Linked DNA regions of Homo sapiens: region 2 is linked to region 1. Evidence: read pairs that join two places in POLR2A ChIA-PET (ENCODE). Cell type or tissue: OCI-LY7. All regions are shown on one strand.

What was found. ChIA-PET counts read pairs that join two places held together with the same protein. Peaks named below come from ENCODE experiments on the same cell type or tissue, not always from the same donor. Only the 100,000 strongest peaks of a DNase experiment are listed, where the experiment ranks them.
Region 2: POLR2A ChIA-PET joins it to region 1 with 14 read pairs; 4 of 35 experiments call an interaction of 5 or more read pairs at or near these places.

The regions. Positions count from the first base shown.
Region 1 is chr12:95,353,878-95,361,877 of GRCh38, forward strand. LOC105369917 (a long non-coding RNA gene) reads right to left here. Exons shown (of 11, transcript XR_001749265.1): 8 at 4,505-4,730. Among named protein-coding and RNA genes, the nearest start is that of MIR3685, 48 kb to the left of the region's middle. In OCI-LY7, no CTCF peak of the experiment used is centred here; DNase peaks (open chromatin) are centred at 4,534 and 5,464; H3K4me3 peaks cover 3,013 bases; H3K27ac peaks cover 4,115 bases.
Region 2 is chr12:95,536,038-95,544,037 of GRCh38, forward strand. All of the region lies in intron 1 of USP44 (ubiquitin specific peptidase 44), which reads right to left. Among named protein-coding and RNA genes, the nearest start is that of USP44, 11 kb to the right of the region's middle. RefSeq lists an enhancer at 6,574-7,073. In OCI-LY7, no CTCF peak of the experiment used is centred here; no DNase peak of the experiment used is centred here.

The sequences.
Region 1 (8,000 bases):
CCCCATCTCTAAAAGAAAAACAAATATTTACCAATATCACCACAAATATTTGGTGCACCACTTAAAATGTGCACTTTCTGAAAAAATTAGAAACAAAGCATAAAAAGTTAGGGAAAGGGATATGTTAATACTCGTTCACTGGTAAATTGTTATTTGTATAGACCGTGATAGCAGATAAAACTCTCTGATACCCTGCTTATGCGTTGCCTCACACTATGAGTGACTATATTCCTTTTGTCAAATAGCACTTATATAGACAGTGCTCAAAGTAAGTTATCTGACTGAATATCACTTTTAATTTATAGTCTGCTCTAGCCTTGTCAAAAAACCTGCACACTGTTGCATAGACATCCTTTTTCTTTTTTATCAGTAGTAAATGGGCTTTAAAAATAATTCTGTCCTTATTCTCAGAAGCATGTTGCATACTGGGATGGATGGTTCTGGAAATGAAGGGATGTTTACCCTTGCCACTGTATTTCAATACCATAAATGGTGACTGTGAATCATTACAAAAAATGTGGCAACTTGCTTGTGTCTAAAAGGAGCAACTGGAACTAGAAAGTGTGATTACATAGGGACCTTGTAGGTTTGTTAATTGATCTGCAGCTAAACCTTAATGTGTTTGTGTGTCTGCTCATTGCCCTCAGCATTTCAAGACATCTAAATACTACCATAAAACCAGCATTTTCCTGTGCATTGACTTCTCATGTGAAAACAGTTACTGAAGTTGGCAAAAAATAAATTTTAAAGTTTGGATGAAGGTATTTTTGGTCTGTTTAGTGCTCTTCTCAGGTTTTTCAATAAACTTGCATTTTGAGGGTTGTATCGGCAACTTCAGCTTTCAATGTGCATCATGGTGGAAGGTGCTGAGTTTATTGGAAGGGAATGGAAAGACAAAGTTACCATGAGGAGGATCCGCAGACCACGTCCTAAAAAGAAATTGGCTCAGCCCTCCACGAATTGGGTCTTTGGGCTACTTAAAATAGAAGTAAACATTTTTTTAAAGTTAGGGAAATTAACAAGCCTCTCCGTATACCCATAGATATAGGGAATCTCACTGAGTTTCTCAGACACATGATAAAACAGCATACATCTCTCACTTACAGGTGGAATATAACATTAACCATCTTGCACTGAGGAGTTACAGATTGGTAGACACAGTGCCAAAAACTTGATAAGCTTGTCTCATTTCATCCTTACACAACCTTGTGAAGTAGGTATTATTATTGTGCTTTTTACACATAAGGAAACAGAAGCTTATTCTGCAATTACAGAGGAAGTAAAAAGCAAAAGAAAGAAACAGAAGCTGGGCGCGATGGCTCACGCCTGTAATCCCAGCACTTTGGGAGGCTGAGGCAGGCAGATCACCTGAGGTCAGGAGTTTGAGACAAGCCTAGCCAGCATGGTAAAATGCTGTCTCTACTAAAAATACAAAAATTTAGCTGGGCACGGTGGCTCACGCCTGTAATCCCAGCTACTCAGGAGGTTGAGGCAGAAGAATCACTTGAACCCGGGAAGTGAAGGTTTTGGTGAGCTGAGATTGTGCCACTGCACTCCAGCCTGGGTGACAGAGCGAGATTTCATTTCAAAAATAAAATAAAATAAAATAAAATATAGCCGGGTGCGGAAGGAAGAAAGAGAAAGAAGATAGAAAGGAAAGAAAGAAGAAAGAGAGAAAGAAAGAAAAGAGAGAAAGAAAAAGAAAGAGAAAGAAAGAAAGAAAGAAAGGAGGGAGGGAGGGAGGGAAGGAGGGAGGGAGGAAGGAAAGAAGGAAGGAAGAGAGGAAGAGAAGCTTAGAGAGGCACATGATTGCAGAAGTTCACGTAGCGAATACATTCTACTTGTGTCGTATCAGGACATTATGCTGTTGTCCCTCCACCAGGTATCAGCCTATCCATCGCAAGTCAAACACAGGATTTGGTTGGAAATGGAACTCCAGCATGGAAACCATACAGAGGAGTGATCACAGGAAAGATAGATGTTCTTGCACATGGTGCTTATTTTTAATTCATAGGTTAGGTGAAGTCTTTATGTTTTTTAATTCAAGATTTAGAGTCCAGTTGTGGATTTAAAAGTTGCAGTTAAGTTTTTGCAGAAATAAATAAAGCCCTTATTGAATTGGTATTAATCTCTTCAAATGTCATTGCTATTTGAGTAACTGAGCCATAAAAATAATTTTACAGTGACATGTGAAATGATTGGGTTTTGACTTCGTAAATTCGAAAGTCTGAATAAACATTTTGGAGCTGCCTTGCACAGTGCCTGCTCGCTTCATCGTTGCAGATTTTAAAGGATTGGGATAATTTTGTTATTTGCACACAGTTCTGGCCTGAGGTCAAGGGGCCATGATATGGCCCCAACCCTGCCTATCATTCGTGTCGCCCTAAGACCCAGCAAAACCAAACTGCTCAGCATTCCTACGATTTGCCTGCATTGTCCCTCCTACGTGACTTTGCTCCAACCCCTGTGTTGCTGCTCACTAGCTGTGTCTTTGGGCAAATTACCTAACCTCTCTGAGCCTCAGTTGCTTTAGCTCTAAAATGGGGGCTGGGGAGGACAGTGAGGGTTATAATTATAATTAACTAATTATAATTAATCCCTTAGGTGTGTTGTGAACGTTAAATGAAATCCTGCAAGTAGAGTGTTTAGCATGGTGTCTAGTGTATGGTAACTGGTCAGCAAATGTTAACCATCCCTAACATTATTAGGGTCATTACTATCCTTCTCATCACTCATCTCTCCACCTAGAATACCCAACCCTCCTTACCTGCCTATCCCAATTCTCCCCCTCACTCAAGACTCTGGTCAAAAATGCACTATAAAATAATCCTGTCTTTCTGGTCAGGTGCGATGGCTCACGCCTATAATCCCTGCACTTTGGGAGGCCAAGGTGGGCGGATGGCTTGAGGCCAGGAGTTCGAGACCAGACTGGCCAACATGGCAAAACCCCATCTCTACTAAAACTACAAAAATTAGCCGGCGTGGTGGCAGGTGCCTGTGGTCCCGCCTACTCGGCAGGCGAGGCAGGAGAATCACTCGAACCCAGGAGGTGGAGGTTGCAATGAGCCGAGACTGCACCACTGCACCAGCCTGGTGACCGAGTGAGACCCTGTCTCAAAATAAATAAATAAATGAAAATAAATAAATAAATAACCTTTTCTTTCCAAAAATACTCTCCCTCCCCAAAACTTCTTTAGCGTTCTATCTATACAGCTCTGCTAGCAGTTCCTTCCTTATTTATTTATTTTTTTTGAGATGGAGTCTCGCTCTGTCACCCAGGCTGGAGTGCAGTGGCGCGATCTCGGCTCACTGCAAGCTCCGCCTCCCGGGTTCACGCCATTCTCCTGCCTCAGCCTCCCGAGTAGCTGGGACTACAAGCGCCCGCCACCGCGCCCGGCTAATTTTTTATATTTTTAGTAGAGACGGGGTTTCACCGTGTTAGCCAGGATGGTCTCGATCTCCTGACCTTGTGATCTGCCCGCCTCGGCCTCCCAAAGTGCCGGGATTACAGGCGTGAGCCACCGCGCCCGGCCTCCTTCCTTATTTTTCATTTATTAATAGTATACACTATCTTACGTCTTCCTGCAGCCTTGAAGCCTTGGGAAGACTGGGGCCAAGTCTTTATGTTGCCCCCTGGGCCTAGCTCACACACCTGTCAGTAGCGGATAACAGCCACTGGTTGCATGAATTCATACCACGGTCAGGGGTCTGACAGCACTGCTTGCTTTAGTGGCGTTAGTAAAGTATCATGGCAATACTTCGAATACAGGAAACATTGCCCTCATTGTATTTACAACTTTTCTTTCAATGCACAGTCTGCACCAAATGTTACTGAAGCGATATTAGGTTTGGGAGCTCGAGGGAGTCTCAGCTCCTGGGGGGTCTTGGAAGATGTGTGCTCAGCTAAATTACAGCATGTGTGGTGTTAGGGGGCAAGGCTTCGCTTAAGGCTTCCAAAGGCTGCCACGCAGTAGAGAGACCAAGCTGCTCCTGCAGCAACCCCCTTCCCTCCCACATGCTACCTAAACCTGGAGAGAGTGACACACGGCCTTCTCTGCCTGAGGTAGGAAGCAGCCCTGTTTGGTGGCTAGTCCTGGAGATACAAATGCAGAAAGAACAGGGCATTTTATGCTGGTGAAGATAATAAGGGCACATTTCCCCCAGGAGAGTTGGTATGAGAAGGCAAGAGAAGCAGGAACTTGTGGCACTTATATACTATCACCAAGTATAGATTAAGGACTTTTCAGCATAGGGCCAGGTTTTGAACAAGCATTCACTAAAGAAATGAAAACAAACTGAGTCATGATCCCAGATTGATGTGGCTCCACTGCTAAACAGGAAGCCTCTTAGCAAGCAGACTGAGGAGAGCTCAAAGGCTTGAATCTGGGCATGTGCATTTGTCCCAGTTTTAGGAAAGATTTTCAGTTGATTGCATGAAAGTGGCCACTCCTTAACCCAAACATGAGCTGGGCTATGAATTATTAAGGCAAAGGAAGCTGGTTACCGGAAGGTCTGATTGCCGGCTGGGGCCTTCCGGATGTGACAAAGAGGCAAAGGCTTCAAGACACCCTTTTGTTCTAGGAAGGTATTTCGGCATTGAAGGTACTCCTTATCCTCGCCTTTCTCCTTTGCACCTTGTTTCAGAGAAACTTTTGCTGATGAGGCGTTCTCTTTCCTGGGTACTATTTGTGGAAACTTGGTTATTTTGCAAATGTGCTGCGGTTCCATTCCTGAAATGTAAACAAAATGTATTCCTCCCAGCAGCCTCAGTAGACCAAGGCATCTGTAGGCTGAGCTGTTTGGGTTAAGTTGGCTGCTATAGTCTGGATGCTCCTTCACCCATTTACAGAAGTTCCTTCTGTTCGTTCTTCAATTTTAAATGCACCTCTTGTTCTACTCAGAGGACACATGGCATCTATGTAATAAAGAAAGTTTCCAGGCTATCAACAAATCTAAACCGTAAGAGTTTGATTGCACTTATCTTGTACCGGGAAATGAGCCAGGCACTTTAAATACATTATCCCATTGAAGGAAGTGCCCCCATGAGTTGAATACTCTTATTTTCATGATATCACAGATAAGTTCAAGTCACTTGGCTAGACAGAGGCAGAATCAGGATTTCGACAGGCCTATGTGATTCCAGACTGAGCTTTTACTTACCATGCTCTATAGAGACCAGTGCTTCCCATTTTTTTTACATCACATGGAAAAGTGTAAATTGTAAAGCACATATACATATAGATCCTTATCATAGAAAATGTACTATTAAGAAAGAAGGCCAGGTGCAGTGGCTCATGCCTGTAATCCCAGCACTATGGGAGGCGGTTGTGAGTGGATTGCTTGAGCCCAGGAATTTGAGACCAGCCTAGGCAACATGGTGAAACCACTGTCTCTACAAAAAAAAAATTAGCTGGGCATGGTAGTGTACACCTGCAGTACCAGCTACTGGGAGGCTGAGGTGGGAGGATCACTTAAGCCCAGGAGGCGGATGTTGTAGTGAGCTGACGTGCTACTGCACTCCAGCCTGGGCATCAGAGCCAGATCATGTCTAAAAAAACAAGAAAAAGAAAAGAAAAGATGATGTATTTGTGTGGCACACTGGGATAAATTTACTAGGCTGCTTGTGGGTGGAAGCAACTATCCCAGTGGCTTAATCACCCCAGCCCAGCTGAGTGGCCCTGAAGGCTGGTAATGTCCACTTTTCAGTTCCTGTGTACAACATCTGAGGCACACCCTTTGGGAAGCTCTACTCTATACCACAGTATACAGCAAACTACCTCCCCAAATGGAGAAGCTTGCCTTTGGATTTAGCATATAGTCAACGTGCACTATTCACAGATTGTGTATCATGTCTTTGACTGCTTGCTAAAATTTATTTGTAAACCTCAGTGTCAGTATTGGTGGCACTCTTGTTGTCATTCACAGATAGGTGCAGAGCAGTGAAAAATTTGAGTTACCTCTTGTGAATGTTCCCAGCTGAGGTCGAACAAGCCTACGCTCTTCTTGTTTCAGGGATACTGTAAACGTGTCTCTTTGTGGTCTGTTTAGTGGCGTGTTTCTTGCATTTCTGTGCTGTTGTTGGTGATGCTGTTTAAAATGAGCTGCAAGTGCAATACTGATGTGTTGTCTAGTGTTCTAAGCTCAAGAAGTCTGTGATGTGCCTTACAGAAAAAATACACGTGGTAAGTAAACTTTCAGGGTGAGTTAAAGTGCTGTTGGCCATAAAGTCAATGTTAATGTATCAACGATATCTAGTAAATAAGGTGTTTTTAAAGAGAAACACGTAAAATGAGGTTATGTATTGATCAATTGACGAAAATATTGTGACCCTGGGAGCTACCCCTACCAGCAATGGTTCAGTATTTGCTTAGTGTTTGCCAAGACTTTACAGAACCTAATTTCCATGAATAACGAGAATAAACCGTGTTATATCATCAGTCAAGAACTGAAACTGTGATAGGCTCTGTAGTTAACACCAACTACGAGTTAACATTGCAACGGCACACTCCACTGTGGGAACACAGGCCTCTTCTCAACACAGCAGGTGAACCAAAGACATGGGCAAGGATTGAGGTTTTGGTGGGAACGCTAAGAGGTGATGGTTGAGGGGTGAGAGCATTTTCCAATCCAAAAAATGAGTATGAAAGCACCTCTCCTTAAGAAAACACAGAAGTGGCCAGATATATTCTTTTCTTCAAAAAGAGAAAGGAAATAAAATCAAGTTTGCTTCTCTTTTCCTGCTACAGTCTATCACCTGCATCCATGACAAGAATCCTTCTGCATAGGGCTTTACAGTTTACAAACTCACCACCTCAGGAAGGAGGGAAGAGGTATTTAAATGCTGGTTCTCTGGAAGTCTGAATGATGGGAACCGGCTATTATGAAGCAACACAATGGATTCCATAACTGACCCAATGCAAATCTGTACTGATTATAGCCAGTGAATGAGGATGTGCCGGACTTTTCTCTACAGTCTTCTTAGCTTGATAGCTGTGGCAATGTCACGCATGGGGCTTATGTCCACTGCTGGATCAAATGTATCTGTATCCACTGGGTCTGTTAAACTTGAAGGCTTCAAAACAGAAAGATGTGTGTTCCACACACACACACACACACACACACACACACACATATATATAGAGAGAGAGTATTTACTATATACATGATTAGCAAACATCAATTCTGTCACTTGTTCATTCATTAGGTAGGTCATTCAACAAGTGTTTATGCCATTTATGGGCCAGGTACAAAAACTAAGACTAAAGACATATATAAAAATCCACATTACCTTGGGAGGCCAAGGCTGGCAGATCACTTGAGGTCAGGAGTTTGAGACCAGCCTGGCCAACATGGTGAAACCCCGTCTCTACTAAAAATACAAAACTCAGCTGGATGTGGTGGCACACGCCTGTAATCCCAGCTACTTGGGAGGCTGAGGTAGGAGAATCACTTGAGCCCGGGAGGTGGAGGTTGCAGTGAGCTGGGATCATGCCACTACACTCCAGCCTGGGAGACAGAGCAAGACTCCATCTCAAAACAAAAAACAAAACAAAACAAAAGATCCACATTCCCTTGTGAATATACTTAATGCCACTGAATTACAAACTTAAAAATGTTAAGAAGGTAAATTTTATGTCATGTATATCTGACTGCAATAAAAAGGGGGTAAGAAAAAGCCATTTCCCTCCACCAAGGAGCTCACAGTCAGTGAAGAACTGGTTGGGTTAACAATTACCATACAGTACAGGGGCTGTGTTAGATGGAAGTAGAATGTTACCAGAGCATAAGTAGGAAATTTAATGTTTGTAATATTGACTTTCTATTTAGCAGAAGTTTCTAAGAAGTACATCATGAAGACATTAAAGTATATTGTTATAGTGAGTAGTATGTGTGATCTTTTCAAAACATATTGGGTATATAGTTATTTTCATTTGGATGAGCTCATGTGACTAGAAAAATTGTTGATAATTTAGTTTTTTTGTGGGGTTTTTATTTTTTAT
Region 2 (8,000 bases), 180 kb after region 1:
CCTTTTTTTTTTTTTTTTTTTTTGAGATAGGGTCTTGTTCTGTCACCTAAGCTGGACTGCAGTGGTGCAGTCTCAGCTCACTGCAACCTCCACCTCCCAGGTTCCAGCGATTCTCGCACCTCAGCATCCCCAGTAGCTGAGACCACAGGCATGTGCCATTACGCCTGGCTAATTTTTGTATTTTTGGTACAGACATAGTTTCACCATGTTGCCCAGGCTGGTCTTGAACTCCTGGCCTCAAGTGATCTACCCGCCTAACCCTCCCAAAGTGCTAGGATTACAAGCGTGAGCCACCGTGCCCAGCCCCCATTTCACACGTTTTAAGTGCACATTTTAAATTTACTCCTCTCTCTAAAAATTTCCAGAGGTTTAAAATCTGGTCAAATATGGTACTTTATTAGAACACCTAGGATTTGACAATAGTTGCTAATGGCAGAATTGAGACATCAGTGATTTATATATTCCACTATCCCATATCTTTCTGTACTGAGGCAAGAAACCTTAGAGTCATCCTTGACTCTCTCTCTCTAAATCAATCCTTCAGGAAAAATGATTGACTCTACCTCCAAAATATACTGAGAATCTGACTTACTTAGTGCCTCTACTGCCACCAGCCTGATCCAAGCTACAATCAAGTCTTACCGGGATTACTGCAGTAAGGCTCCCAGATGGTCTCTCCACTTCTGTCCTTACTGCCACCAACAGTCTACTCTCAACACACAGTAGCATGGTCTGCATCTAGACCTAAACAACCACTTTAGGGGATCCTTGCTGTGACCCTCCTCTATTAATGTGTAGTCAGCAAGGCCAAGGGCATGTGGCCACCTGAAGTCTGCACACACCAGCAACTCCCCTTCTAAGGCCACTCGCTGGTACCTGGGACTCAGAGAATTACTTGCCCTAATCATCCCCAAGCTTGCTTCTAGGGCCTATGAGCAACACAGAGCCACTGAAGAAATCTGTAGAGGAGAATGATATGATCAGATCTGTGGGTTACAGAGGGATCTGAATTACAAAGAGCTCTGGAGAAGGGACGAGTGATTAAGAGAGACTAGCAGTCCAGAAATTATAAGGAAATTAAAGCTGCAGGAGTATAGCAGTTTTGAAGAAGGGGGCAGAGGTAGAATTAGTGCTTAACAAACATTAGTTGAGAGAATTTACTCAATTTGGAGGTTAAGGGAAGGATCTAGGGCTCTGTATTACCTTTTATTCAAAATGATAAAATGAATACAGAGAAAATTTAGTTAAACATGTTTCTGGCAAACCATAGAAAATAATTTTTATATTATTTTATTTTTTGAGACAGAGTCTCACTCTGTCGCCCAGGCTGGAGTGCAGGGGTGCTATCTTAGCTCACTGCAACCTCCACCTCCTGGGTTCAAGCGATTCTCCTGCCTTAGCCTCCCGAGTAGCTGGGATTACAGGCACACGTCACCATGTCCAGCTAATTTTTGTATTTTTAGTAGAGACGGGGTTTCACCATGTTGGCCAGGCTAGTCTTGAGCTCCCGACCTCGTGACCTGCCTGCCTTGGCCTCCCAAAGTGCTGGGATTACAGTCATGAGCCACCACGCCAGGCCGAAAATAATTATTAGTTCAACATCCTTGCAGAGGTGAAGAAGGAAATGCCAGCAAAAAAGATCATTTCATTCCAAAATTTTAAAGACGTAGAATGAGTTAACACTTTCAGAAAAGGATCAGTAGGAAAAAGCCTGGTGAGAATACATTTATTCTGAGGTTACCTCTGGGTAATGGGACTGAAAATTACTGTACTTTCTTTATTAATCTATACTTTCAAAATTGTAAAAATAACATGTTTTAAATAAAAACAGCTCAGATAGTGTTAAGTATGTGCTAAATTGTACACTAACCTCTTTACTCCTTTCTCTACTCTGCAAATAAATTCCCTTGAATACAAAAAAAGTACCTGTTTCATTGAAGCTATTGCTAAAAAATCTATTTAGATAATAACAAAGTACTTGACCTTCAAAGGGAAGTGGCATCTATAATTAAACACATCATTCTATTTGATACAAAATTGTGAAAAGGGTGAAATCTTGATTAGATGTCATCTATCTGAGACATCATGGTAGAAGAGAGGGATTACAGTAAAACGGTGAGCGAGCACACACTGGAATCTAAATCCCCGAGTTTAACACTTGACAGGATTTACTATGTGACCATAAATTACGTGCTACATACCTCAGTTTTCTTATCTGTAAAGTAACAGTGGTAATAATACCAATAGGGTTGTTGAGGGAATTAACTTAGAACAACTCCTGACACTTAATAATATGGCCCTGAGTACATCTTAGCTGCCAATAGTAATAAAATAATAATAAATTATTATTATAAATGCTAGTTTCCTTCTAGTTGATCACTTTTAGCCAGGGATTCCTTCTTCTCAGCCAAATGTGTACTAAGCCCAACTAAGGTGCTAACAGATAATCAAGATGTTAGCTAAGAACTAAGGTCTGACCTCTCCCAGGGGAATTTGCATTTTAAAAGGGGGGGGTCTCTCAAAGATAAAATCTTTTTAAAAATAGACGTGAAACCAGAATAGTGGAATGACGGATCACGAGATTAATATTTTAGCTCAGGGGGCCCACTTACCCTGTCTACTTATGAAAGAAATCAGTAAGGGGTAGACGACAGAGGCAAGGGCACCGTGGAAAGCAGGAGCTGCAGAGCCAGGCTGCTGTCCCTAGAGATCTCCAGTAACTCAGACAGTAACTAGGGTATCCCCAAAGGGGTCTCATCACACAAAGATCTAAGAGCTTGGAGGAAAGAAAGGAGGATGGGAGTATTTTCTTGACACTTCCTATATTCCTCTACTGGGTTCAGAGCACCTCTTTTCATTTGCTAATCCACCGCTGTGAAGCTATGCATTCGCTCTGGCGTCAGCAGATTGGATGTATGATTTTTGGCAGTATATTCATTTTAAAGAGGTATTACCTGACAAAACATTTTTATATCCCTCATGCAGATTCTGACAAAATATTACCTGTACCAATATAATAGCACCTTACAAATAGGATGCTTGAAATGAAATCTATAAGGATTAAAACTATCTGTGCTATAATTCTCATGCATTTAAAAAATGTTTCACACTCCAAATTCAAATCAGTAGCTATCAAATGGCTTTTTTTTCTTTTTTTACCAGTGTGACTTGTCAATGAAATGGCTTTTTTTTTTGTTTTTTTTTTTGAGACGGAGTCTTGCTCTGTCAACCAGGCTGGAGTGCAGTGGCGCGATCTAGGCTCACTGCAAGCTCCGCCTCCTGGGTTCACACCATTCTCCTGCCTCAGCCTCCTGAGTAGCTGGGACTACAGGCGCCTGCCACCACACCCAGCTAATTTTTCTGTATTTGTAATAGAGACAGGGTTTCACCATGTTAGCCAGGATGGTCTCGATCTCCTGACCTTGTGATCTGCCCGCCTCGGCCTCCCAAAGTGCTGGGATTATAGGCATGAGTCACCGCGCCCGGCCCAATGAAATGGCTTTTTAAACACCAAGTATACTATTTTCATTTTTAAAGACAGATGTATTTACAAATATTCTAAAAGCTTTTTTGTCATTCTTCAGTGCAAAAAGACAATAAAACATTTAATTTGTTCAAACAAAGCCATTCAAGCTCTTCATACTTTTCACACCTATGACTGAGCATGCATTTTAAAAATTCCCTTTAGCAAATCTCTAAAGTTAAATAACTATATTTGACTTATTGAAAGCTAATTTTATGTAGAATTAGTATATCATTGAAGCACTTATTAAACAAAAAGCTAAAATGATTAGGAGAGAAATAGATGATCTTATAAGGGATTTTTAATCAACCGTTTATATCAAACTCCAAAATCAAATATCACAGGTAATATATTTAACTTGTTACAGTTCGACAGCATAAAACAGCTTATACTCACCACAGTGAGGACTCTCTGAAATTAATTTCTATTAACTCAAATTACAGCCCTTTGTAACCTACAACCCACAGTTTCGCATGTAGTGTAATACCTTCCTGTTGTATTTTTGTAGCTCTTCAAACCTCTTCTGATAATGAACTCATCCTACAGAGGTTCCAGCAGAGGTTTGATCATCAGTTCTAGACAGCTAACTACCCAGACTTTACCCTTAGCCCTAACCTTTCTGAACCAGTCTCAGGCACAACCCAAAGTCAGCTTACCTACGCAACTTACCTTCCCAAATTAGCTTTTTATCGGGTATTTTTCTCTAACAGATACTATATTATCATTCTAGGACCTAGGCTAGAAATCTTAAGGATTTTCTTTACTCCTCCCTTCCATCCATCTTTTTTTTTTTTTTTTTTGAGTGAAGTTTCAGTGTTTTTGCTCAGGCTGGAGTGCAATGGTGTGATCTTGGCTCACTGCAACCTCTGCCTCCTGGGTTCAAGTGATTCTCCTGCCTCAGCCTCCCGAGTAGCTGGGATTACAGGCACATGCCACCACGCAAGGCGAATTTTGTATTTTTAGTACAGATGGGGTTTCACCGTGTTGGCCAGGCTGGTCTCAAACTCCTGACCTCAGGTGATCTGACCACCCTCAGCCTCCCAAAGTGCTGGGATTAGAGGCGTGAGCCACCACACCCTGCTCTCCCTCCCATCTTTTTTACTACTGTATACTTAGGGTTATTGTTCACTAAGTCTCTATTACTTTTCATTTCCACAGCTATCACTCTAATGGATTTTATTATATTGTTCCTAGAGTACAATATTTTGGTAGCCTCCAAACTGGTCTCCCATCATCTGGATTGTCTCCTGCATACTATCCCACCAAATTAACCTTTGAGTTTGCTCTGAGCCTTTAACTCTTTTTTTGATGAAAAAATTATAATTTTAATTTCCTCATTATGAAAGCAAAACATATTCATTACACAAAAATTGGGAGAGGAAAAAAAATTCCCCCTGATCTCACCATACGGAAGTAGCAATTTAAAACATTTGTTTTGGCCAGGCGCAGTGGCTTACGCCTGTAATCCCAACACTTTGGGAGGCCAAGGCGGGCGGATCACGAGGTCAGGAGTTCAAGACCAGCCTGGTCAACATGGTGAAACCCCGTCTCTACTAAAAATACAAAAAATTAGCCGGGCATGGTGGCAGGTGCCTGTAATCCCAGCTGCTTGGGAGGCTGAGGCAGAATTGCTTGCACCTGGGAGACGGAGGTTGCAGTGAGCCGAGATGGCGCCACTACACTCCAGCCTGGGCGACAGAGTGAAACTCTGTTTCAAAAAATAATAATAATAATTAATTCTGGCTGGGCACAGTGGCTCATGCTCAGAATACAAAGTCCTAGCAATTTGGGAGGCCAAAGTGGGCAGACTGCTTGAGCTCAGGAGTTCAAGAGCAGCCTGCGCAACATAGTGAAACAAAATATGCAAAATTTACCTGGCACAGTTGCGTGTGCCTATAAGCCCAGCTACTCGGGGGGCTGAGGTGGGAGGATCACCTAAGCATGGGGAGGTCGAGGCTGCAGCGAGCCATGATGGTGCCACTGTACTGCAGCCTCAGCAAAAGAGCAAGACCCTGTCTCAAAAAAACAAAACAAAAAAAAGTATGCTGATATTCCGTTTCATTTAAAAAATGCTGATTGTGACAAATTTCATAATAGTTTGACAAATATTTCAATAAAAACGTATACATTTGTCAGTCTTGCTTTCAAAATCCTCCACAATCAGATTCTAACCTATCTTTGCCTCATGACCCTTCTACCTGTCATGTGCACGCCAGCCAAAAGTCAGCCCCAGCTAACTTCCAGAACTCATCTTCATCCTCCAAGGTCCAACTCCTTCATAAAATCTTTTTAGTCAAAAATAATATCATCTCCATTTTTTTTTTTTTTTTTTTTTTTGAGACAGGGTCTTGCTCTGTTGCCCGGGCTGGACAGCAGTGGTGTGATCTTGGCTCACTGCAACTTCCGTTGTTGCAGGCCCAAGTGATCCTCCCACTTCAGCCTCCCAAGTAGCTGGGATTACAGGCGTGTGACACCATGCCTGGCTAACTTTCATATTTTTTGTAGAGATGGGGTTTCATCATTTTGCCCAGGCTGGTCTCAAACTCCTGGCCTCAAGTGATCCTCCCACCTTGGCCTTCCAAAATGCTGGGATTATAGGCATGAGACACTATGCCCAGCCTTCTTTAATTTCTTAAAGGACTTTGGATTGTGCTAACATTATGCCAACTTGCCAAATGTGAATCCTTGTGTTATGTGTGCATACATCCTTACTTTGCCACCTAACTGTTGGGTAGGCTCCTTATGGTCAGGAAAAGACTATATCCCAAACATCATCTTTTAACCTAAAAATTCTCTCAGGGCTTTATGAAGATTGTATAGATGTACAGCTATATTTTTTCAGGCTACCAAATTCTTGGAGCAACCAACTAGCATTAACTGCAGGTCATCCTCTTTATGATATTTGAATCAGAGGTTGAAAGTAGGCCAGGCACAGTGGCTTACGCTTGTAATCCCAGCACTTTGGGAGGCCAAGGTGGGCAGATCACCTGAGGAGTTCAAGACCATCCTGGCCAACATGGTGAAAACCCTGTCTCTACTAAAAATACAAAAATTAGCCGGTTGTGGTGGTGGGCACCCATAATCCCAGCTACTCGGGAGGCTGAGGCAGGAGAATCACTTGAACCCTGGAGGCGGAGGTTGCAGTGAGCCACTGCACTCCAGCCTGGGTGACAGAGCAAGACTCCATCTCAAAAAAAAAACCAAAACACAAAAAAAAACAACCAGAGGTTGAAAATAGTAAGTCCTTGGCTGGGCATGGTGGCTCACCCTGTAATCCCAGCACTTTGGGAGGCTGAGGCAGGTGGATCATGAGGTCAGGAGATTGAGACCATCCTGTCTAACATGGTGAAACCCGTCTCTACTAAAAAATACAAAAAATTAGCCAGGTATGGTGGTGGGCGCCTGTAGTCCCAGCTACTCAGGAGGCTGAGGCAGGAGAATGGCGTGAACCCGGGAGGCGGAGCTTGCAGTAAGCCTAGATCGCACCACTGCACTCCAGCCTGGGTGACAGAAGGAGACTCTGTCTCAAAAAAAAAAAAGAAAGAAAATAGTAAGTCCTGCCGGGCACTGTGGCTCATGACTGTAATCCCAGCACTTTGGGAGGCTGAGGCAGGTGGATCACTTGAGGTCAGGAGTTCAAGACCAGCCTGGCCAACACGGTGAAATCCCGTCTCTACTAAAAATACAAAAATTAGCCGGGCGTGGTGGCACGCATCTGTAGTCCCAGCTACTCGGGAGGCTGAGTCAGGAGAATCACTTGAACCTGGGAGGCGGTGGTGGTTGCAGTGGGCCGAGATCATGCCACTGCAGCAGTCCAGTCTGGGAGACAGAGTAAGACTCTTTCTCAAAAAAAAAAAAAAAAAAAAAAGAAAAAGAAAAAGAAAATAGTAAGTCCCAAACTGGGCAACATAGCAAGACCCTGTCTCTAGAAAAAAAGAAGAAAAAAAGAGACAAGAAGGATGTTTTTCCAGCAATATTGTGAGATCTCATCTCTAGTCAAATAATTTAAAAAATCCACGCGTGGCAGTGCATGACTATAGTCCCCAGCTACTTGAAAGCTACAAGAATTACTGAAAAATCAGAAGGGTAGCTAAATTTTTTTTACTTCAAAAACTAACATACCAGGCCGGGCGCGGTGGCTCACGCCTGTAATCCCAGCACTTTGGGAGGCTGAGGCGGGCAGATCACGAGGTCAGGGGATTGAGACCATCCTGGCTAACACAGTGAAACCCTGTCTCTACAAAACATACAAAAAAATTAGCCAGGCGTAGTGGCGGGCGCCTGTAGTCCCAGCTACTCCGGAGGCTGAGGCAGAAGAATGGCGTGAAACCAGGAGGTGGAGCTTGCAGCGAGCCGAGATCGCGCCACTGCACTCCAGCCAGGGAGACAGAGGGAGACTGCATCTCAAAAAAAAAAAAAAAAAAAAAAAGAAAAAAACCCAAAACAAAACAAAAACAAACGGACATTCCACTGTAAA